Linked DNA regions of Homo sapiens: region 1 is linked to region 2. Evidence: read pairs that join two places in POLR2A ChIA-PET (ENCODE). Cell type or tissue: GM12878. All regions are shown on one strand. Each heading gives the region's core, and the rest is flanking DNA. Links, peaks and the distances in the headings are about the cores only. Region 1 overlaps RPAP1 (RNA polymerase II associated protein 1). Region 2 overlaps MAPKBP1 (mitogen-activated protein kinase binding protein 1).

Region 1 (12,310 bases), core at 2,024-10,023, 250 kb after region 2:
AACAATATTTTTATTATTATCAGCATCTAGCTCAGGGGTTCCAAAACTAGCCAGCCAGCTTGCAGATATCTTTGGCCAGCCCAGCGTTTTTTGTTTTATAATTGATTTATAGTTTATATACCACAGAAGTCATCATTTTATTTTATTATTATTATTTTTTTGAGACGGAGTCTCACTCTGTCGCCCAGGCTGGAGTGCAGTGGTACGATCTTGGCTCACTGCAGCCTCCGCCTCCCAGGTTCAAGTGATTCTTCTGCCTCAGCCTCCTGAGTAGCTAGGATTACAGGCACCTGCCACCACACCCGGCTAATTTTTTTTGTATTTTTAGTAGAGACTTCACCATGTTGGTCAGGCTGGTTTGAACTCCTGACCTCGTGAGCCACCTGTCTCAGCCTCCCAAAGTGCTGGGATTACTGATGTGAGCCACCGAGCCTGGCCAGAATTCATCATTTTAAAAGTTTACAGGCCAGGTGCAGTAGCTCAGGCCTGTAATCCCAGTACTTTGGGAGCCCAAGGTGGGCAGATTTCTTGAGCCCAGGAGATCGAGACCAGCCTGTACAACATGGTGAAATCCTGTCTCTGTAAAAAACACAAAAATTGTGGGGCACGGTGGCTCACGCCTGTAATCCCAGCACTTTGGGAGGCCAAGGCAGGTGGATCATGAGGTCAGGAGTTCGAGATCAGCCTGACCAACATGGTGAAACCCTGTCTCTACTGAAAAACTACAAAAAATTAGCCAGGCATGGTGGTGGGCGCCTGTAATCCCAGCTACTCAGGAGGCTGAGGCAGGAGAATCACTTGAACCTAGGAGTCAGAGGTTGCAGTGAGCCGAGATCGCGCCATTGCACGCCAGCCTGGGCAACAAGAGCAAAACTCCGTCTCAAAAAACAAAAAACAAAAAACAAAAAAAAAAACAAAAATTAGCTGAGTGTGGTGGTGCATCTGTAGTCCTAGCTTTTTGGGAGACTGAGGTGGGAGGACGGCTTAAGCCCAGGAGGTAGAGGTTGCAGTGAGCCAAGATCACGCTACTGCACTCCAGCCTGGGTGACAGAGCCAGACTCTGTCACAATAAATTAATAAAGTTTACAATTCATGGCTTTTAGTATATTCACAAGGTTGAACATTTTCATTACTCCAAAAAGACGCTCCATACCCATTAGCTGTCAATTCCCATTTCCCTCCAGCTCTCCTAGCCCCTGGCAACTACTAATCTACTTTCTGTCTCTATGGATTTGCCTATTTTGGACATTCCATATGAACAGAATCATACAATATGAGGTCCTTTTTGGCTAGCTTCTTTCTTTCTTTTCACTAAATAAAATGTTTCTGAGTCATATAGCTTCTTTCACTTAGTATAATGTTTTCAATGTTTGTGCATTGGAACTTCATTCCTTTTTGTTGACAAATAAATGTAAGGTCTCTATGTTAATTTCTTTTTTGCCTTTGTGCCATGGTTACGTAAAGTCTTAACCTTTGGAGAAACTGGGTGAAGACTACATATGGAAACTGTTCATACTATCTATATAAATCTGTAAATCTAACATTATAACAAATCACAAGTTTAAAAAGTACATAAATTTACAGTATATAGAGAAAAATAGAAATATGCATATTTTATCATGATACAAAACATTTGATTGCTGACCTGTTTGTTGATTTTTTTTGTTTTTTCTTTCCTTTTTTATCCTCTAAGCCTCTGATCACTTATCATTGTCAAGGTTGAGCAGACAGAGAAGTGCATACATTCTGCAGCTTGAGTGCCTAACTTGAGATTCTGTTTCTGACATTTACTGTGGATTTGGGGCAATTAAATTAACTTTCTGTGTCAAGTGGGAGGATCACCCAAGCCCAGGAGTTTGAGGCTGTAGTAAGCTATGATAGCAGACTGCACTCCAACCTAGGTGACAGAGTGAGATCCTGTCTGTTTTTTGTTTTGTTTTGTTTTGTTTTTTTGACAGAGTCTCACTCTGTCGCCCAAGCTGGAGTGCAGTGGCTCCATCTCAGATCACTGCAAGCTCCGCCTCCCGGGTTCACGCCATTCTCCTGCCTCAGCCTCCCGAGTAGCTGGGAATACAGGTGCCCGCCACCACGCCCGGCTAGTTTTTTATATTTTTAGTAGAGACGGGGTTTCACCGTGTTAACCAGGATGGTCTTGATCTCCTGACCTCATAATCCACACGCCTTGGCCTCCCAAAGTGCTGGGATTACAGGCGTGAGCCACCGCATCCGGCCAATGCAATTGTTTTCTTAATTCCATTTTCTGCATGTTCTTTGCTAGTGCATAGACATACAATTTTTTTTTTTTTTTTTGAGACGGAGTTTTACTCTTGTTGCCCAGGCTGGAGTGCAATGGTGCAATCTCGGCTCACAGCAACCTCCATCTCCCAGGTTCAAGCGATTCTCCTGTCTCAGCCTCCCAGGTAGCTGGGATTACAGGCGCCCACCACAATGCCCAGCTAATTTTTTGTATTTTTAGTAGAGATGGGGTTTCACCATGTTGGCCAGGCTGGTCTTGAACTCCTGGCCTCAGGTGACCCACCCTCCTCGGCCTTACAAAATGCTGGGATTACGGGCGTGAGCCACTGCGCCTGGCCACAAATGTTTTTTATATTGATATTTTACAGCCCAAGGTTTTTAATAATTTACATACCTTTAGGCCAAGCATGTTCTCTCCAGTTTGATACAGAATCATCACCCCCCCATTATGACAACATTTATCTGCTCGGCCCCTGATGACATTTTCCTCAGGTCTCCTGCTGGTTGTTCCTGAGAGTTTTATCACCTATAGATTGTAAACAACCTAAGTTGGCTATAAATATTGTTGCTAGGCTGATGACATCAGGGAGGGCTGAAGACAGAGGGAATGGCAGTAAGGTATGAATGAGGAGGAATGAGTTCATGTTAACCCAAGGATAAAGAAGATCTTCGCTGTTGCCCAATAAAGAGAATCAGGGTTCAGTTGCAGAGGGCCCATATTCTTTCTTGCTCTTAGGGATGAATAAGAGGGAACCCCCACACGGAGACACTGCTGGAGAGAGTCGTACTGGGGAGGCAGCTGGAGCAGCAAGATGCTGTCGAGACCGAAGCCAGGGGAGTCCGAGGTGGACCTGCTGCACTTCCAGAGTCAGTTTCTCGCAGCTGGTGCAGCCCCAGCAGTGCAGTTGGTGAAGAAAGGAAATAGGGGCGGTGGTGATGCCAACTCAGACCGGCCTCCGCTCCAGGACCATCGGGATGTGGTGATGTTGGACAGTGAGTTCCCATGGATGTGAGGCTGAGAAGTAGAGAGGGTACAGCCTCGGGCCCCTCCCTCTTCCTGTTGTGGTTGGATTCAGACACATCATTATTATTTCAGACACTGCATAGCCTGTGTTTCTGCAGCCCCATTTTACAGAGGAAGAAAATGAGGCTCAAAGAGGTTAAATATCTTACCCAAGATGACACAGCTTGAGCCAGGGCCCCATGGCAGCTGTCTTTCTTCCCTAGCCTGCAGTGTCTTCCTAGGAAGGTGTGCATATACTCACGTTTGGGATCTTTTCTTTCTCAGATCTCCCAGATTTGCCCCCAGCTTTGGTCCCTTCTCCTCCAAAGAGAGCCAGGCCCAGCCCTGGCCACTGCCTGCCTGAGGATGAGGACCCAGAAGAGAGGCTGAGGAGGCATGATCAGCACATCACTGCTGTCTTGACTAAGATTATTGTGCGTCTCACTCTGGCTGAGTAGGATAAGATGTTCTAGGGCAACAGGGATATTGGATGCTCGGGGTGGGTGAGGCTTATCAGTGGAGGGTGCTTCAGAAAGGTAGACTTTTACCCCTGAGGTCAGGTTGGGGGCTGGGTTAGAATCACTGCCCTGAAGGGAGGAGGGTCCGTAACCCCCCAGAGTGAGGTTCTCATCGTTCAGAACTGGGCTAATAGGATCGGGTCCAGCCTGGGGAAGTTTCTCCATTGTGCTTCACAACTTTGTGCTTTGTTGCTACAGGAACGAGATACAAGTTCAGTGGCCGTGAATCTGCCTGTGCCCAGTGGTGTTGCTTTCCCTGCTGTGTTCCTTCGCTCGCGGGACACACAGGTAGGCAAGGGTAAGCTTAGGTGGTGCTCAGGAGACAGACAGGTGAGTCTCATAGTGCATCTTCTCCAGGCAGGTAGTTTTAATGATGATAAGCAATTTAATTTACAAAGCAGGATCATACTAAGCACTTCATACCCATTACTTCTTTTAATCTTCATAACAAACATATAAGGCAGGTATCATGATGATACCTTGGGGATGAGGAGTCCTTATTCCCATTTTTCATATGAGGAAACTGAGACCCCAAAGAGATAAATAACTTGTCCAACACCACACATCTAATAGGTAGAAGAGCCAGAACTTCAACCCAAGTCTGTCAGAGTCTAAGACCTTTACTCTTATAGACCTCTCCTTTTTCTGAGAACTAGGGTTGTGATCCCTGGAAATTGAGCAAATCCCCTTTTATCTCTTTGTTCCAGAGGCCTTGATATAAAGAGGTTGAGAGGAAAGTGGGATGATGAGCATCAGTAACCTGGGTTTTCTTTTTGCCCCACAGGGGAAATCAGCAACATCTGGTAAGAGAAGCATCTTTGCCCAGGAAATTGCGGCAAGGAGGATAGCTGAAGCCAAGGGCCCATCAGTTGGGGAAGTTGTGCCCAACGTGGGCCCACCAGAGGGTGAGCCGGGGTTGAAGAGGATTGGGCTTGGCCTTTTTAAAAGACACAATCATAGGGTCATTTTTGAAGATATGTCTTCCTGCCTCAAATGAGAGGTGCATTTGAGCCATCTCAAGTAGTCTGAGAATACTAGGTATGGGAGGCTTGGGTCCATATCTGGGTCTCAGGTGCTGGGAGTGGGGCAGGCCATTATGCAGTCCTAAGAGAAAGGGAATAGGGCAGAAGTGTCTGGCAGAGACTGTAAAATAAATGTGTTGGCCAAGATCCCTTTAATGATGCAAATTATTAGCTTAACAGCTGGGAGCAGGCCCCTGGCTATAGATGCCTGCCTAGATATCTAAGAGGAGTCAGAAATTAGGATGTTTCTGAGGAAAACCTTTTCATATAAGTACTAGGGAAGCAGTGAGTGGAGAAGCCACCTGGAGTCCCTGTGCCAGACCCAGTGGGGTCTCCACTCTGAGGAAAGTTTGGGTCTATACCTGTCTCCAGGGCTAATAGCCTTATAGAAGAAGGCCAAAAAGCCCAGTTAGAGCCCTGGAGGACAGAGCAATGAATGTGATCATACCTTTCTTCCAGGTGCCGTGACCTGTGAGACACCCACTCCTAGGAACCAGGGCTGCCAGCTTCCTGGGAGCAGCCACAGCTTTCAGGGACCCAATCTGGTCACAGGGAAGGGGCTCAGGGATCAAGAAGCTGAGCAGGAAGCCCAGACTATCCATGAAGAGAACATAGCAAGACTGCAGGCCATGGCTCCTGAGGAGATCCTGCAGGAACAGCAGCGGTTGCTGGCCCAGCTTGGTATGGGTGCCTGGCTTTCCTGCTGAGACCAGGCTAGGAGAGGAATACCACTTATTGAGCTAGGCTTACTGTGAGTTCCGGGCACTGTGCTGAGTACTTTAATGCTTTTTTTTTTTTTTTTTTTTTTTTTGAGATGGTCTTGCTCTGTCACCCAGGCTGGAATGCAGTGGCACGATCTCGGCTCACTGCAACCTCCACCTTCACGGCTCAAGCAATCCTCCCACTTCAGCCTCCTGTGTAGCTGGGATTATAGGCACACACCACCACACTCAGCTAATTTTTTTTTTTTTTTGGGGGGACAGAGTTTCACTCTTGTTGCCTAGGCTGGAATGCAATAGCACAATCTCGGCTCACCACAACCTCCGCCTCCCGGGTTCAAGAGATTCTCCTACCTCAGTCTCTCGAGTAGCTGGAATTACACGCATCTGCCACCACGCCCAGCTAATTTTTTTATTTTTAGTAGAGGTAGGGTTTCTCCATGTTGGTCAGGCTGGTCTCGAACTCCCAACCTCAGGTGATCTGCCCTCCTCGGCCTCCCAAAGTGCTAGGATTACAAGCATGAGCCACCATGCCCGGCCTTTTTTTTTTTTTGAGATGGAGTTTCGGTCTTGTTGCCCAGGTTAGAGTGCAATGGCGCGACGTAGGCTCACTGCAACCTCCGCCTCCTGGGTTCAAATGATTCTCCTGCCTCAGCCTCCTGAGTATCTGGGATTACAGGTGCCCACCACCATACCCAACTAATTTTTGTATTTTTAGTAGAGACGGAGTTTCACCATGTTGGCCAGGCTGGTGTCGAACTCCTGACCTCAGGTGATCCACTGGCCTTGGCCTCCCAAAGTGCTGGAGCCACTGCGCCTAGGTTTTTTTTTTTTTTTAAGACGGATTTTTCCTCTTGTTGCCCAGGCTGGAGTGCAATGGCGCAATCTCTGCTCACTGCAACCTCTGCCTCCCAGGTTCAAGCAATTCTCCTGTCTCAGCCTCCAAAGTAGCTGGGATTACAGGCGCCTGCCACCATGCCTGGCTAATTTTTTTATTTTTTGTATTTTTAGTAGAGACGGGGTTTCCCTGTATTGGCCAGGCTGGTTTCGAACTCTTGACCTCAGGTGGATCAAAGTGCCTCCCAAAGTGCTGGGATTACAGGTGTGAGCCACCGTGCCTGGCCCCCAGCGAATTTCTTTTAAGGTTTTTGTAGAGATGAGGTCTCACTATATTGCACAGGTTGGTTTTTGTTTTTTGTTTTTTGTTTTCAGAGTCTCCCTCTGTCACCCAGGCTGGAGTGGAATGGCACGATCTCGGCTCACTGCAACCTCTGCCTCCCAGGTTCAAGTGATTCTTGTGCCTCAGCCTTTTCAGCAGCTGGAATTAGAGGTGTGTACCACCATGCTTGGCTAATTTTTTTTATTTTCAGTAGAGATGGGGTCTCACCATGTTGGCCAGGCTAGTTTCGAACTCCTGGCATCAAGTGATCCACCGACCTCAGCCTCCCAAAGTGCTGGGATTACAGGCATGAGCCACCGTGCCTGACCTTTAATGCATTATTCAGTTCTGTCCTTAAACTTGTCCTGTGAGGTAGGTGGTATTAACCCTATTTTACTTATGAAAGAAACTGAGGCCTAAAATTTAAAAGAAATTCTACCCAGGTCACACACCTTATAAGAAGCACAGGACACAGGATTTAAACCCAGATCTACCTGGTCTCATATGCCCTGCTTTTTTTTTTTTTTTTTTTTTTTTTGAGACGGAGTCTCGCTCTGTTGTCCTGGGTGGAGTACAGTGACACGATCTCAGCTCACTGCAACCTGTACCTCCCTAGTTCAAGCGATTTTCCTGCCTCAGCCTCCTGAGTAGCTGGGATTACAGATGTGCACCACCACACCCAGCTAATTTTTTTGTATTTTTAGTAGAGATGGGTTTCACCATGTTGGCCAGGCTGGTCTTGAACTCCTGACCTCCAGCGACCCATCTGCCTCGGCCTGCTGAAGTGCTGCGATTTTTTTTTTGAGATGGTCACCGTGCCCAGCCGAGGCCCTACTTTTTAACCACTGTGCTATGTATAACTGTACTACCCTGGTATAGTATACACTATGCTTTATTATAGCTATACTCTAGTATATGTATAGTCTCTTCTACTCTGTGATACTGTTCTATGCTATGCCTCACCCCTAGTGTCTGTTCACCAAAATGCCAGGCACTCAGTCAATCTTGTTACCCACTGTATACTAGCACCTCTATAGAGTATAATACGTGTTAGGGCTCAGTATGGTGCCTTGCCCTGTAATTCCAGCACTTTGGGAGGTTGAGGTGAGAGGATTGCTTGAGGCCAAGAGTTTACGACCAGCTTGAGGAACATCATGAGACCCCATCTCTACAAAAAATAAAGATATAAAAAATTACAGCCAGGTGTGGAGGCTCACGCCTGTAATCCCAGCACTTTGGGAGGCTGAGGTGGGCGGATCACAAGATCAAGACATTGAGACCATCCTGGCCAACACGGTGAAACCCTGTCTCTACTAAAAATACAAAAATTAGCTGGGCGTGGTGGCACACGCCTGTAGTCCCAGCTACTCGGGAGGCTGAGGCAAGAAAATCACTTGAACCCGGGAGGCGGACCTTGCAGTGAGCCGAGATCGTGCCATGGCACTCCAGCCTGGGCGACAGAGTGAGACTCTGTCTCAAAAAAAAAAAAAAAAATTAGCCAGATATGGTGGTGCATGCCGGTAGTCCCAGTTACTTGGGAGGCTGAGGCGGGAGGATTGCTTGAGCCCAGGAGTTTGAGGCTGTGGTGAGCTACGATTGTGCCACTGCACTCCAGCATGGGTAACAGAGCAAGACCCTATCTCTTTAAAAATATATATTTACAGCCTGAGCAACATGGTAAAACCCCGTCTCTAGTAAAAATACAAAAATTAGCCAGGCGTGGTGGCAGGCACTTTTAATCCCAGCTACTCAGGAGGCTGAGGCAGGAGAATCCCTTGAACCTGGGAGATGGAGGTTGCAGTAAGTTGAGATTGCACCACTGCACTCCAGCCCGGGCGACACAGCGAGATTCCGTCTCAAAAAAAAAAAAAAAAAAAAAAAAAAAAAAATATATATATATATATATATATATATATGTGTGTGTGCATAAATAAATTAGCTAAGAGAAGGAAATTCTTTCTGTAAATGCCTTCTTTTTGGCCCTAGTCAACATTAACTTATTCATTCTACAGCCACTTACATTGGAACTGTGACCTGAAACCAAAGGGATAGGCATAGGAACCTGGGCCAGTGGACTGTGAGGGATAGAGGGAAAGGTGGGCAGGTGGGCAGGTGGGCCTAGTGACCCCACAGGTGTGAGAAGGCTGGGTCATTGATGGGCCACAGGAGCACCCAGAAGGCTCAGGCCCAGGCTCGGAAGCAGCTTGTCCTGTCCTTGGCACCCACAGACAGGCGATATTCAGCGGGTTCCAGGTCTGTAGGAGGCCAGGGAGGATCTACCCTCACTCACTCTCCCCTCTACCTTCGCCTCTAGACCCCAGCTTGGTTGCTTTCTTGAGATCTCACAGCCACACGCAAGAGCAAACAGGAGAGACAGCCTCTGAGGAGCAGAGGCCAGGAGGACCCTCTGCTAATGTCACCAAGGAGGAACCCCTCATGTCAGCTTTTGCCAGTGAGCCCAGGAAGAGAGACAAGCTGGAGCCAGAAGCCCCAGGTTTGCAGGAGGCGGGGGTCATATTTTGGTGGATAAAAGTAGGGGAAATTGTCCCTTTTCCTAGGCCTGGCAAATGAGAGAAGAGAGAAGCTTCTGTGCTTTTGGACATCTAACATTAATCCTCATTATTGGCTTCAAGTCAGTCTTCATTGCTGATGCATGTCTTCTTCCTGCACATGCTTCCTGTTTTCTTGTCCTGTTACTGCCCCTTCTCCGCCTTCCCTTTTAAGAGGCAGCAATGCGTGATGGCTGAATCCCACTCCACCCGCTCCCGGCAGACTATCTTCCTGTCCTTGCTGTAGCTGCCCCAGCTCTGGCTCTGTCCATCCCACTGTTCTTTCTCTCTCTGCTCACAGTGCTGGGGGAAAGATGGCAGGGCCAGAGTAATAAGAGAGGCAGAATCTGACAAAGATCTTATGAACATGCCAGACCAGAAGCAGAGAGGCCAGTGGAAGCACTCATTTCCCAGAAACTAGATTATTTCATTAGTGATTAACAAAATAAGAAATTGAATTATGAGAGCCAGGAACCTCATGCCCCCGGAGGAGCTCCAGGCCAGCTGAGCAGGTTGGGTGGGGGTAGGCGTGAAGGAGGAAAATGCTGTGGGATTTGTTTCTGTATCCTGCCCCCCAGGAGCAGTATAGTTGCCTCCTCCTCATTGTCCCCACTCTCCTACTCCTTTAAGGGCTGGTACTGGAAAGTGGAGATGGTGCCTTCCTGACATATGTGGTCCTCCTTCTTCATCTTTTTCTCCTTTCTTTCTCTTTCTTCCTTCTCCTTCTCCTCCTCTCTCCCCTCCCAACAAATCCTTGGGGTCAGCAAGGGGCTGGAGCCCAGGATGGAGTGTGTCTGTCATATTTGAGACTTTCACCCCAGCCCCAGGAGTTCCAGTCCCTGGGCCATGCCATTTAGCCATAACCGAGGGTAGAAGCTGGCAGATCCTGGAACAGAAGTGGATGTGGCAGCTGCTGGGTGATGGTGGGGACCCCTGTGGATAGTGAGCTGAGCCGTTTGGGTAATACTATCATGCTTTGTCTCCCCAGCTCTGGCATTGCCCGTGACCCCTCAGAAAGAATGGCTGCACATGGACACTGTCGAGCTGGAGAAGCTCCACTGGACCCAGGACTTGCCCCCTGTCCGGCGGCAGCAGACACAGGAGGTGAGGAGGGCCACCTGGCCTACAAGGGGTGGGTGAGATAGGGCAGGAGAGGAGCTGCTGCTCTTGCCCTCAGAACTCAGGCCTTTCTATTGCCCAGAGCCTGAGAAGCATCTCTCCTTTGCTCTCACCCACCTTTACCATCACTCTGCCTGGCCCCCAAGGCCAGATAAGCCCCATTTCTGGTAGAAGTAGAGTCAGTACCTAAGTCCTGAAAGGCCTGGGATTAAAGGTGGGGAGTGGGTGTGGGAAGGTTGCTGGAGCCCCCAGACCACAGTCCTCTTTCTCTTCCCATTAGAGGATGCAGGCTCGATTCAGTCTTCAGGGAGAACTACTGGCCCCTGACGTGGACCTGCCCACCCACCTGGGTCTGCACCACCATGGAGAGGAGGCAGAGGTGAGGCATGGGACTGGAGAGGATGGGGCAGCTCTTTTAACAACCCCATGGAAAAGGATCTCTGGTCAACTGCCTTTGACCTTCTGTGTGCCCTGTTCTAGTTCATGCCTTTGCTGTGCATTCAGTTTCTTTTTTTGGAGACAGAATCTCGCTCTGGCCCAGGCTGGAGTGCAGTGGTATGATCTTGGCTCACTGCAGCCTCCACCTCCTGGGTTCAAGCCATTCTCCTGCCTCAGCCTCCTGACTAGCTGGGATTACAGGCGCATGCCACCACGTCCAGCTAATTTTTGTATTTTTAGTAGAGACGGGGTTTCACCATGTTAGCCAGGATGGTCTTGATCTCCTGAGCTTGTGATCCGCCTGCCTCGGCCTCCCAAAGTGCTGGGATTACAGGCGTGGCATTCAGTTTCTTAGGCTCAAAATCTTGATCCTCTCTCCGTATTCTGGTCAGTTGCTAGAATTTGCCGATCTTCTGTCACCTCCTCATGATGCCTCCTGCACTGTGGCCTTGCTTCCTTGGTCTGCTCACTCTCCATGCCCTCCATTCTCCGCCCCCCTGCCATTCCATGTCTCTCGGGGCTGCTGTGCTGATTTCTTCTGGCCCAGCTCAGGCCATGCCTTGCCTCCAGAAGTTTCCCAGCTTCCCTCTGCTCACAAAATAAGGTTCTGGTCTCAGCTGGGCAAGATATTCCTTCTACCTTTTGTCCCTGCTGACCCTGCTGCTCTGCCTCCTTCACTTCCTGCTACACCACTCTGCTGGCTTCTCCCCACATACCTCCTGTGCTCAGGGCCCTCCAGGACTCCACTCGCTCCAGGAAATGCCTTTGCCTTTTGCTCCATGTCAGGCCATCAAAGCTCTACCCATCCACTGAGACCAATTTAATTTTCCAGGTTCCCTTCTCTCTCTCTCCTGTCCGCCGGTCGCAAATTAAACATCAGTTATCACGTTCCTCTGCATCTGCCTCATGGCATGGTTACTTGTATGCAAGTCTTATCTTTACCGGCTTGAGGCTCCATGGAAAGCAGGGCAGATTTCACTTATTTATCTTTGTCTTTCCTGTGATACCTTGCTTGGTGTTTTGGGGGCACTGTGCTGTATCCTGGCTGCTTCTGACTTCTTGTCCCTGCCCCAGAGAGCGGGGTATTCCCTACAGGAGCTGTTCCACCTGACCCGCAGCCAGGTTTCCCAGCAGAGAGCACTGGCACTGCATGTGTTAGCCCAGGTCATCAGCAGGGTGAGTGGATTGCCAGCCTGGTCCTGCCCACCCTTCCCTTCACCCCACAGCCTCAGACTTCCCCATCTCCTGCCCTTTTCACTCTGGCTCACTAGCCAGCTATGTGCTTTTAACAACCTAGGATCATAGGGGGGCAAACGAAGGATTAGGGCAAAGCCTCTAGATAACTTCAGCATCTTCAGCAAGGTTTTACCCTCCTGCCCTCAGGCCCAGGCTGGTGAGTTTGGGGACCGGCTAGCAGGCAGTGTCTTAAGCCTCCTTTTGGATGCTGGTTTCCTCTTCCTACTGCGCTTCTCCTTGGATGACAGAGTGGATGGGGTCATTGCAACCGCCATCCGTGCTCTTCGGGCT
Region 2 (12,310 bases), core at 2,005-10,004:
GTGCCCAAGTCCAGAGAGCAGATTTAACAGCTTTTACAGTGCCTGGTACAGCCCTTCTGCCCTCTCTTTCTCTTCCACAGTTATCAGAAAGGCAAGAAAAGGAGTTATCTCAATGTAAGCATGCAGAATTCGGGTGGGGGTGGAGTTGTAGTTTTTTTTTTTCCTCTAAAGTCAGTCCTCTCTACAGTACTACAGCAAAACCAGAACCACAAACAAAGCTTTATGAGCTAAAAATCTGGTCATCAAAAGGATCTAATTCCTCTACACACCTGATTTTCTTAAACTCTTGCTTTTCTATTTTGTAACCAGTGAGAATATTAACTGTTCCTTATCTGGACTAAGTGTGCAAAGTGAATGTGTCTCCTGGAACAAAAAGGGGAGTGTGGAGGGCTCTCAGTGCCCCTACAATCACACAACTTATGCCATGAAACTCTCCAGGGAAGAAGGAAGGTTTCCTCAACCTATTCTCTACAAAATGCTCACTTCATGCCAACACCCCAGTTTAGGCCTTCAACACATTCCTGGATATAGCAATGGATTTCTAATCAATTTCCTTACTATAGACTCTTTCCTCCCCTCCTCCAACCCATCAGCGTGTAATTTTTCCACAGCATAGCTTTGATCCATGTTTCTCCCCTGCCCAAAAACTTTTTCAGTCACTCCTTCCTGTCAACTAAATAAAATATAAATGTTTTAGCCTAGCATTAATGAACTCTGCCCTTCTCATAATTCTATTTCCTACTACTCACCTATTTGAATCATGTGCATCTGTCAATCTGGACTATTCATTTTTCTGGAAAGAAGCCTTGGGGCTTTATAGCTCATATGCTTCTTCTAACCTTCCCTTCCACTACCCTATACTGAAATCCTACCTTTCCTTCGAGGACCAGCTCAAATGTCACATCCCCTCTGATTCTTTCTGTGATCGCCTGGCCAGAAATGATTCCTTCCTCCTCCGTACTCTTACAGCAGCACCTAATTTGCATCATTCACATGGCATGCACTGCTTAGAACCTTGTAAAGAACTTCTATTCTTTATGGATTTGTCTTATCTCTCCTACCAGTCTACACACTCCTGGAGGGCAGAAGTTGTATCTCATATAACTGTATGCTTATAGCACAGGGCACAGTGTTTAATATATATTTGTTGAATCAATTTTTTAAATACTCAAAAACATTTTTAAAAAACTTAAAATCATGGCCGGGTGCGGTGGCTGACCCCTGTAATCCCAGCACTCTGGGAGGCCGAGGCGGGTGCATCACGAGGTCAAAAGTTCAAGACAAGCCTGGCCAACATGGTGAAACCCCATCTCTAATAAGAATACAAAAATTAGCCGGGCATGGTGGTACGTGCCTGTAATCGCAGCTACTTGGGAGGCTGAGGCAAAAGAATTGCTTGAACCTGGGAGGCGGAGGTTGCAGTGAGCTGAGATAGTGCCACTGCACTCCAGCCTGGGCAACAGAGCAAGACTCTGTCTTGGGAAATAATTAATTAATTAATTAAAATAAAAAACTTAAAATTTTTATGAATACTCTTTGGTTAATCTTATTAAGTTTTTTTTACCTCCTAGGGAATTCTTCAACTATTTATCAATGCCACCCCTAGAAGTTGTGGCAGGAAGTAAGATTCTGATGCCTTTCCAGAAAGACAGAGGAAGGCCTGAATAACATAATCCATGTGCCATACATGATTACAAACAGAACACTCTTATCCCTGACTTTAGTAAAGACATGCATGGCATGGCTCTTCACAAATCTGACCTAAGTTATAATTAAAGAATGTGTTCGCGGCCGGGCGTGGTGGTTCATGCCTGTAATCCCAGCACTTTGGGAGGCTGAGGTGGGTGGATCACAAGGTCAGGAGTTCAAGACCATTCTGGCCAACATGGTGAAACCCCATCTCTACTAAAAATACAAAAATTAGCTGGGCATGGTGGCGGGTGCCTGTAGTCCCAGTTACTCGGGAGGCGGAGGCAGGAGAATTGCTTGAACTTGGGAGGCAGAGGCTGCAATGAGCCGCGATCACACCACTGCACTCTAGCCTGGGCGACAGAGCGAGACTCTGTCCCTGCCCCCCACCCAAAAATAAATAAAATAAAATAAAAGCGACTATGTTGATCAAAAAGAGCTTTAAATGCCCTTGATAATCAGAACAGTGTTATCTCTAGGTGCTGGAATTATGGATAATTTTTCTTCTTCTTTATGCTTTTCTGTATTAGTTGTAACAAATCTTTTCAGAAAGCACATGTACTTCAAAAAGTATCAAAAAATATTTATCAAAGCTAACCAAGGAGATATTTTTGAAGATATTAGAAACTGGCCAGGCACAGTGGCTCACACCTGTAATCCCAACAGGAAAAAAATCTACTTTGAGAGGCCTAGGCAGATGGATCACCTGAGGTCAGGATTACGCCTGTAATCCCAGCTACTCGGGAGGCTGAGGCAGGATAATCGCTTGAACCTGGGAGGCAGAGGTTGTACTGAGCGGAGATACTGCCACTGCACTCCAGCCTGGGCGACAGAGCAAGACTCAATGTCAAAGAAAAAAGGAAATGAATTGTCTCAAATTCAACAAGCTAATCATTAATCTTCAAGAAAATATTTTTATGTCCTATTACTTCTTTAAAAAACAAAAAAAGCTTATTATACCTATATATATATATATATATATATATATTTTTTTTTTTTTTTAGACGGAGTCTGGCTCTGTCGCCCATGCTGGAGTGCAGTGGCGCAATCTTGGCTCACTGCAAGCTCTGCCTTCCGGGTTCATGTCATTCTCTTGCCTCAGCCTCCTGAGTAGCTGGGACTACGGGCACCCGCCACCACGCCCAGCTAATTTTTTTGTATTTTTAGTAGAGACGGGGTTTCACCGTGTTAGCCACAATGGTCTCTATCTCCTGACCTTGTGATCCGCCCGCCTTGGCCTCCCAAAGTGCTGGGATTACAGGTGTGAGCCACCACGCCCGGCTATACCAGATATATTTTTCAATAGCATTTGTGCATAACTGCTTTAATAAAATGAGCATACGGATTTTAAATTTTAAACATCTTAGATTTACATATGAAATACACATGTTTAAATTGGAGAGACTTCCATCTTTATTTTTTTTCTACTTACAAAAATAATGCAGGCTCTTTGTGAAAAATTTAAACATTACAGAAATATATAATGGAGACAGTGAAAGTCCATCATAATCTACTATCCCTCCCTGAGATAACCAATATTAACAAGTTTGGTATTTATAGCCTCATTTTTTAGTATGCATATACTAACATATATATATGTTTTAACAAAAATATAAATAATCATTAACATAAAAAAGTATTATACAATTTGCTTTTTTCCCCCATTCAAGATATCTTGTATACTCTTCCACATCAGTACATATAGATTAACCTCATTCTTTCTGGCAGGTACAAGGAATTTCATCTTATTGATGTACACCAATCCCCTACTCATAGGTACCTGGATAACTTCAAAATTTCACTCTTATGAATAACACCAAAAAATTCAATTAGATACACCTTCGTGCAGTATGAGTGTCTGCACAGAATAAGATGCCAGAATTATAACTGCTGAATCAAAAGGTATGAATATGCAAAATTTTCTAATAGATATTACCAAATTGTCCTCTAAGAAAGTTGGATTAATGTATGTTTTCACCAGTAGTGTAAGGGTATGATTGCACCTATATCTTCACATCTTCATGTATCTTTATTTTTTTAAGCAAAAAAAAATTTTTTAATAGATTATTTTACTCTGGTCACAACATTAGAAACTTAAATAACGGGTTATTTAATTAACACACGTCACATTTTCACTTGGCCTGTAAATTCTTAGACAAAAGGCTAATTCATTTCTCAAATTATTTGTCAATATAAATTAGACCCAAAAGAAAAAAAATTATTTCTACATCTAGAGAAGCTTTTGCTGTTAAAAAGCATGCTCATCACCCCGGTGGTTTCTAAACAGATAAAGAAAAAATTAGGACTCCCCTCTACTCCTGGAGTTCACTGGTTTGACATTTTAAAAAAATTCCCCCCAAAATCATAGTCATAGTCCTGAAATACATTACACACAAGTTAGTATCAAAAAGAATTTCTGCTAAGCCTTCCTTTTGGTCAGTATTATCGATACAAGTTAGAATATTGGCAAGAAAAAGGTACTGAAGATAGTTCACAATAAAAAGCCATGCAGAAAGGCTGATTAAAAATGTTGGAACAGAAGAGGCGAGCCTACAAAAAAGGACCTCTCACAAATGGAAACTTGAAGGAATAAAATCTTGCTAACAAATTAGAAGAAAATTCCTTGGTATTCTAGATATCTCAGACACTGATAGTATTAGCAACCCCTTATAGCTGTGAAGTTATTTAAAACTTACAATGTGTTTTCAAATTCATTAAATCTCATTTAAATCTCACAATGGCCCTGGGAGGGAGTCTAGACCTAGAACTCCTAGCCTCAAGCAATTCTCCCACGTCATGCCTCCTAAGTAGCTGGGACTACAGACATGCACAACCATGCCCAACTAATTTTTTTTTTTTTTTTTTTTTTTTTACAGATAGGGTTTCGCCATGTTGCCCAGGCTGGTCTTGAACTCTGGGACTCAAACGATCTGCTCGCCTTGGTCTCCCAAAGTCCCAGCTAATTTTTTTTTTTTTTTTTTTTTTGAGACGGAGTCTCGCTCTATTGCCAGGCTGGAGTGTAGTGGCGCCATCTCGGCTCACTGCAACCTCTGCCTTGTGGATTCAAGCAATTCTCCTCCCTCAGCCTCCCGAGTAGCTGGGACTACAGGTGTGCGCCACCACGCCCAGCTAATTTTTGTACTTTTAGTAGAGACGGGGTTTCAGCATGTTGGCCAGGATGGTCTAGATCTCTTGACCTTGTGATCCACCCGCCTCGGCCTCCCAAAGTGCTGGGATTACAGGTGTGAGCCACCACGCCCGGCCCAGCTAATTTTTTTAAAAAAGCTTTTAGAGATGGGATCTTGCTATGTTGCCCAGGCCAGTCTTGAACTCCTGGCCTCAAGTGATCCTCCCGCCTCAGCCTCCAGAGTAGCTGGGGTTACAGGCCCAAGCCACTGTGTCCAGCTCATATTAACTCTTGAGAAGCTCTTTTCACTAGCCAGTTCTAGGTTTGTCATGAGGCAGTATCTCAGTGACAGCTGCTGTACGGGCCTTACAAGAGAACCCAAAGCAGCCTGGAGAAAGAACATCATAAGCAGAAAGGACATGTTGAGAAAAGTCAGCAGCAGGTTATTATGTTATATGAAAACAATCATGGCATACAAAGATACTGTGCCCTCTCAAACAGAAGCCAACCAATGAATGTCAGGGTAATGGAGGTAGGCCTGCATGTTACAAGTTTAGTCCTGACAAGCAGCTGCTTGCTTTTCTCCAAAGCAGTAGCGTAGAGGTGCAAGAATCAGAGTTTCTTTTTTTTGAGACGGAGTTTTGCTCTGTCACCCAGGCTGGAGTGCAGTGGCGCGATCTCGGCTCACTGTAAGCTCTGCCTCCCGGGTTCACGCCATTCTCCTGCCTCAGCCTCCTGAGTAGCTGGGGCTACAGGCACCCGCGACCACGCCCAGCTGATTTTTTGTGTTTTTAGTAGAGACGGGGTTTCACCATGTTAGCCAGGATGGTCTTGATCTCCTGATCTCGTGATCCACCCGCCTCGGCCTCCCAAAGTGCTGGGATTATAGGCGTGAGGCCAAGAATCAGTTTCTGAGCATGCTCCCAGCTACGCGCCCACAACTGCAAACTGCCTATGGGCTGTTCTCCATCCAATCCATCTGGCTTGGGGCTCCCTCTGCTCAGGACAAACTGAGGGAGTACAGGGAAGCAGAGGCCTTTAGACCTCATACTTTTGCACCTATAATGTTATCACAATGCCTATTTGAGATAAGAAATAAAAAGAACAGACATTCGAGATTAGGCAAGACAAGGTACTTGCTCAAAGAACTTTGCAACCTGGAGCCAGCATGGCCACATGGAGTCAGGCAGGCAAGTGACCTCATTTCTGCTCATGTTCAAATTAACTCATCAACCAACTGTCATCATCCAGGTCAGCCTGGACATGGGACATTTTAAGTCCATTTTTTCCCAACTGGAAGAGGTATTTCCACCAGCTACTCTCCACAGCTTCAAAAACAAGGTCAGTTGTATGCTAACAAGAGATAACAAAACAGTGGAATTCAGAGGAAAACAGGGAGAGACCTGAAAGAGCACCTCAAGAGCATGAGCTACAAAATCAACCAGCCAACAAAGAGCACAACAGTTTGAAGCCCCATGATACCCACACACAAAAACAACCAAGGCATCCGTCGGTCTGCCCTTCACTCCCCAACCAATCCCAAGAGAGAAGCAGCAACCGCTTGTGGCTTCTGGTCATCTGGAACCACACAGCTGCACCCTGCCAACCTGACATTCACATACCCACAGAACCAAGGTTGCACAGTTTCTGACAAGAACAGGCAGCAGAAACAAAAGTTCAGGAAATCTGGAGCTGGAGGTGGGAAGAGGAGTAAGGATATAGATGGACAAGGGTTACTGAGTGATGGATCTAAAATAATAGTCTGAGAAATTCATTAAATTGACTTTTATAAGGAATGTTGGGGACAAAGTATTTTTTTTTTAAGGAACTGTCCCTTTTTTTTCCCCCTCTTTGGGAACTGTCCCTTTTTCTAAGCTGAGTGCATGATGTGCCCTTTGACTATGGCAATACTAGGCACACTTCTGCAGTCAGTGCCATGCTGTGCACATGAAGGCTCCCTGGGAGGAATGCAGAATAAAGATTAAGTGTGGGCCCTGGAGTTCAGAAAGCCTCTATTTGAATTCTTGCTTAGCCACTCACTGGCTATGTAACTACCAGCTACTCACCTGACCTCTCTTATCATTAGTTTTCTTAACTACAAAATGGGGTGGTAATAGTATTTATGGTAGACTTCTGTAAAACTTGAATAAGATAGTATATGTAAAATGCTTAGCACAGTGCCTAGTACATCCTCACCCACCCTGATGACAACATTCGCATCACGTCCCTCAGAAACTGCCAATACCTTACCATTGTTCTATTTTTTCACTTGGGCAGTGGTTACACGGGGAAATCATTTATCATTATTTATAATACAATATTATATTTGTACACTCTCTTAATGTCTGTTGTATTTCATAATTTTTTTTTTTTTTTTTTGAGACAGAGCCTCGCTATCTCCCAGGCTGGAGGGCAGTGGCGCGATCTCAGCTCACTGCAAGCTCCGCATCCCGAGTTCACACCATTCTCCTGCCTCAGCCTCGCGAGTAGCTGGGCCTACAGGCGCCCGCCACCACGCCCAGCTAATTTTTTTTTTTTTTTTTTTTGTATTTTTAGTAGAGACAGGGTTTCACCGTGTTAGCCAGGATGGTCTCGATCTCCTGACCTCATGATCCGCCCGCCTCGGCCTCCCAAAATGCTAGGATTACAGGCATGAGCCACTGCGCCCGGCCTGTATTTCATAATTTTTTAAAGTCTTGTTTTCTTAAGTGCTAGCATCTGTAACAGCATCAGCCAAACTTATGAAGAAAAGACCAGAAGAGCCACTAAAGGAAGATGGGTCTCAAAGGCTGATGAGAACTGTGATAAATAAGGAGCAACACTCAAATCCTGAACCACCAAATAAACTTTCTTCTCAGGATTTCTCCAAAAGAACATTTGACAAAGTGGAAAAAAAAAAATCAGCCATATGGTTTCACAAAGGGTTGTTCTAAGATCTTCAAGTAAATTAAAATCTCAATTATAAACAGAGGGGCAGACAGTTTTTGTTTGTTTTTAAGATGGGGTCTCACTCTGTTGCCCAGGCTGGAATACAGTGGTGCCATCATAGCTCACTGCAGCCTCAAACTCCTGGGCTCGAGCAATCATCCCGCCTCAGCCTCCTAAGATGCTGGGGCTATAGGTGTGCACCACCATGCCCGGCATAGCAGGGAAAGGAAAATATCTTTAGCTTCATTACAGTTTTAGGAGGAGAGATAAGGCATATAAACTTTAAAATCCCAGCAAGAAAAAAAAAAAAACAAAAAAACCCACAGCATTGTTTTACCAAATAGGGAAGCAACCAAAAAAAGCATTGCACACTTTTGGAGGCCGAGGCAGGCAGATCACTTGAGGTCAGGAGTTCGAGACCAGCCTGGCCAACATGTTGAAATCCTGTCTCTACTGAAAAAACAAAAAGTAGCCAGGCATGGTGGCACATGCCTGTAATCCCAGCTACTCGGGAGGCTGAGGCAAGAGAATCACTTGAACCCGGGAGGTGGAGGTTGCAGTGAGCTGAGATCACGCCACTGCACTTCAGCCTAGGTGACAGAGTGAGACTCTGTCTCAAAAAAGAAAAAAGGAAAAAAAAAAAAGCAAAAAAAAAGCATTGCAAACATTGTGACAAAATGAGAGGGGGGAATTTACTCCCTTGAAATCTAGGAGGAGCTATCCATACTGTAAACTCATTCTTCTGTTAAGTGTCCTTCAAAACCAGAGGAAAATAATGTGACCAATGAAGAAGCACTGGACCTGTTGCTATAACTGTTGAAAGGAAGGAAGGAAGGATTTGGAAAATCTGGACATTCAAAAATACCAACGCTAAAAATCCACACTACCCAGTCTGGCTGTCATACTCACTTTTATTTCTTGCCTTCCTCACCAACTTTTTTTTTTTTTTTTAAGGTAACAGAAGTTAAAGTAAAATCCACAAATGGGGTAATAAACACCCAAGAAGGTAGGCAGGTCTCATTCTATACCTCTACTGAGAATTGCTATGAAAAGGAAGCTGCCAGAAAACCTGGCTTTGTCCTGCATTAAACAATGGAGCCCAGAGGAGACGCTTAGCCTGGAGCAGTGGGAACATGAAGTATAATATAACAAATCCTTCTGAAAACACTGTAGCTTTATTTCTTTAACAACACTGCAGTCTGAACATGAAGTAAAACCAACGGATACTCTGAGGATGAGTGGGACAGACCATGTGCTCAGAGAAGCTTAGTTTGAATAAACATAGCCCCAATTTCAAACCTTGGACTGTTTTCTCCAAACAAAGGGTCAGTGATAACAGCATCAAGCCCAACTTCAGACTCAGAGGGTTGGTGGGGAGGTTACAGATGTCAGGCTGAAGCCTCATTTCTACCTGTTTTTTCATCAGTCAAGAAATGAAAATACACAGGTGACAAATGAAAGACATTCAAAATACCAGCAGGAAATAAGACATTGACTCAAATCCAAGAAGGGAACCTGCCCTAAATTGCAAACTGAAAGAGAGAAAAACTTGGAAAGCAGTAGTGCTCTTCCACTTTGAAATGAGTGAGGCCAAGTAGGTGAGAGGAGGTTTCGAAAGACAACTCCCAGCCTGAAGAGGCTGGGCTATTTTTAGACAGTAAATGAAGAGGTGTTGGGTCCAGGGAGAGAAGCATCCTCTCTCTCCAGTGAGAATCACTTTGAAGGCTGAGGGCAGCTGCAGGCACCGGAAGGAGGGATGAAATGGTGATCAAAGAAACAAAACTAGGAGAACATTGACATTTTTCATTGTATACCACCTGTTGTGAGGATCTCAAGACACTTCACAAGCCTTATTTCAAGAGACCTCAGAGACAGAAAATTCAACAAGAGCTTTGAAGGTCATTCACAAAGGCTGGTGAGGGGCATAGCTGCTGGCCACAGGGACATCCACTCTTAGTCATCTATTCTATGTGGAGAACTCAGAGCGTGTGTATTGAACACTAAGAAATGACTGGAGCCTGGCGCAGAGGCAAGCACCACTAGTCCCAGCTACTCAGAAAGGCAGGGGCTGGGCATGGTGGCTCATGCCTGTAATCCCAGCACTTTGGGAGGCTGTGGCAGGAGGAGCCCTTGAGGCCAGAAGTTTGAGACCAGCCTGAGCAACATCGTAAGACTCTGTCTCTACAAAAAACAAAAATAACTGGCCGGGCGTGGTGGCTCATACCTGTAATCCCAGCACTTTGGGAGGCTGAGGCAGGCAGATCACGAGGTCAGGAGTTTGAGACCAGCCTGACCAACATGGTGAAACACCGTTTCTACTAAAAATAAAAAAATTAGCCCGGCGTGGTGGCACGCGCCTGTAATCCCAGCTACTCAGGAGGCTGAGGCAGGAGAATCGCTTGAACCCGGGAGGCAGAGTTTGCAGTGAGCCGAGATCACGCCACTGTACTCCAGCCTGGGCAACAGAGCAAGACTCCGTCTCGAAAAAAATGAGTATGTTTCCCCAATACCAAATCATATATGCGTTCAAACACTGAGCAAAAGCTGAAATTAGAGTATTGCCACTTTTTCTCCTTCATGAAACCCACCCAACCAAACTCTTCTTAGAGTCACTTCTCAAAAGGCTCGAAGTACCACCACACAACTATACAGGAAAAAAACTTGGGGAAACAAATAGAGAAAGAAGAATTAGATTTACAATTAAAAAAACACAACTAGAAGAAAGTCATCTTACCCATTGTTTCCAGAAGGAATAATATAACCTAGATCAGATTAATGGCTCTTAAGGAGGAGGACGATCTCAATACCTCCTTCAGTTACTTTTTAAAAATCTAGCAACCCTCCAGCACAGACAATCCTTTTGTAACCCTAACTTAAATCTTGCCTGCTGGGCTTTGGTCCATTTCTATCCTTTGTCCTTGAAAACAAGCCCAGCTCCCTCCACATAAAAATCTTTCAGAAACTTTCAGAGGAGGAGGGTTAGCTATCAAGAACACATACATTTGCTTCTTAAGGAAAACACAGCCCAACTTAGAGATGAGAGGCAGGAAATGACAAGTCTACAGGATTTGAACTTGGGTATTTACTGATAACTTCAAGTCACACTTCACCAAGACTAAGCTGATTTAGCATAAAACTTTAAATCAGTCTTTTCCAATGTACTCCACTGAAGAGACTCCCCTCCCTCTGAAAAAGCTTAATAAAAATCTCAGCACTCATCTACTCTTTGATGTAACTTAAATCTCCACCTCCACTGGCTCTCTCACACCAGCTTTTAGCCATATTTTTAACTAGGTCTCCCCTGAATTAAGAACCCTTTACTGAGCACTGCTTTCTGCATACGTGGACTTCTTCTCTCTTATGTTCTTCACACCTAATTAGGCTGCATCTCTACTTCTTTGTCACCATTTTATTAATCGTAGTTTTGATCTCTCTTCTAAAGAGGTCATAAATTCCTCCTGATTATTTTATTCACCTGGATGTCCAAGTTTATCCCGCACTATATTTGACATCTTTAAATTAGTCTCATTTATTTTTTTTAGTACTTACTGCCTATCTTACACTGTCCTAAACGGTGTGATGTAAAGGAAATAAAGAGCATGACCCCGATCCTTAGGAAATGAAGACATACATAAAATAACAATAAGATATTGGTTTCAAGGTGGGGGACTAGTCACAGAAAGCCCTGTGGCTCTGATAAATACAGAATTGGACCTAAAAATAAGTGTACAATTTGGTGTAAAGGAGAAGGCTACTTTAGATAGAAAGAACAGTATAATTCAAAGCAGGAGGCCATCTGAAGTAAGAGCTGCATAAAAGCTTTCTGACATTTCCTTCTTTGCCCCCCAAAAGGGGCATGTACCTTTTTGTCTTCAAATTTTATTTGAGAATTAGCTATCCATGAATCACAAATTTCCTGTTATCATGATTACTCACAGCCACCACATGTTAGAGCAACTCACAGAGCTTAATACACTAGAGTAATCACAAGGCAGGCTTTTAGAATAATCTCAGGTAGAGACCTTTTACTAAGGAGTGTGGGGAGTCTGGCATCTCTAGGGTCCTGGGCGCACAAAGACAGCTACTCCTCTTGGGTGCTAAAGATATGCACCAGTCATTTTGCTGCCAGACCATTCAAGGGTCATTCAACTTCAGCTAAGTATTTCTTTCATACACAGCTTCAGGACAGACAAAGCCATCTAAAGCAGTCTGAAGCACTGAATTCCTATTTTAAACAGGGAATGGTAAATGGTCTTGCCAGGGATGCCCCTTTTCCACTGTTTTCCTGGAGAGCTCTTCTCCACCTGCCTTAGGACTCACAGTTCAAGCATCCCTTCCTCTGTGAAGCCTTTCCTTTTTTTTTTTTTTTTGAGACGGAGTCTTGCTCTGTTACCCAGGCTAGAGTGCACTGGCAGGATCTGAGCTCACTGCAACCTCAGCCTCCCGGGTTCAGGCGAGTCTCCTGCCTCAGCCTCCCGAGTAGCTGGGATTACAGACATGCACCACCACGCCCGGCTAATTTTTGTATTTTTAGTAGAGATGAGGTTTCACCATCTTGACCAGGCT

Evidence for each region. ChIA-PET counts read pairs that join two places held together with the same protein. Peaks named below come from ENCODE experiments on the same cell type or tissue, not always from the same donor. Only the 100,000 strongest peaks of a DNase experiment are listed, where the experiment ranks them.
Region 1: POLR2A ChIA-PET joins it to region 2 with 17 read pairs; 6 of 35 experiments call an interaction of 5 or more read pairs at or near these places.

What each region holds. Positions count from the first base shown.
Region 1 is chr15:41,527,884-41,540,193 of GRCh38, reverse strand. RPAP1 (RNA polymerase II associated protein 1) reads left to right here. Exons shown (of 25, transcript NM_015540.4): 2 at 2,993-3,249; 3 at 3,545-3,693; 4 at 3,976-4,065; 5 at 4,562-4,682; 6 at 5,259-5,480; 7 at 8,992-9,171; 8 at 10,215-10,330; 9 at 10,626-10,724; 10 at 11,858-11,959; 11 at 12,167-12,310. The coding sequence starts at 3,069. Among named protein-coding and RNA genes, the nearest start is that of RPAP1, 10 kb to the left of the region's middle. In GM12878, for the core only: no CTCF peak of the experiment used is centred there; no DNase peak of the experiment used is centred there.
Region 2 is chr15:41,777,145-41,789,454 of GRCh38, reverse strand. All of the region lies in intron 2 of MAPKBP1 (mitogen-activated protein kinase binding protein 1), which reads right to left. Among named protein-coding and RNA genes, the nearest start is that of MAPKBP1, 8.8 kb to the right of the region's middle. In GM12878, for the core only: no CTCF peak of the experiment used is centred there; a DNase peak (open chromatin) is centred at 6,358; H3K4me3 peaks cover 904 bases; H3K27ac peaks cover 1,220 bases.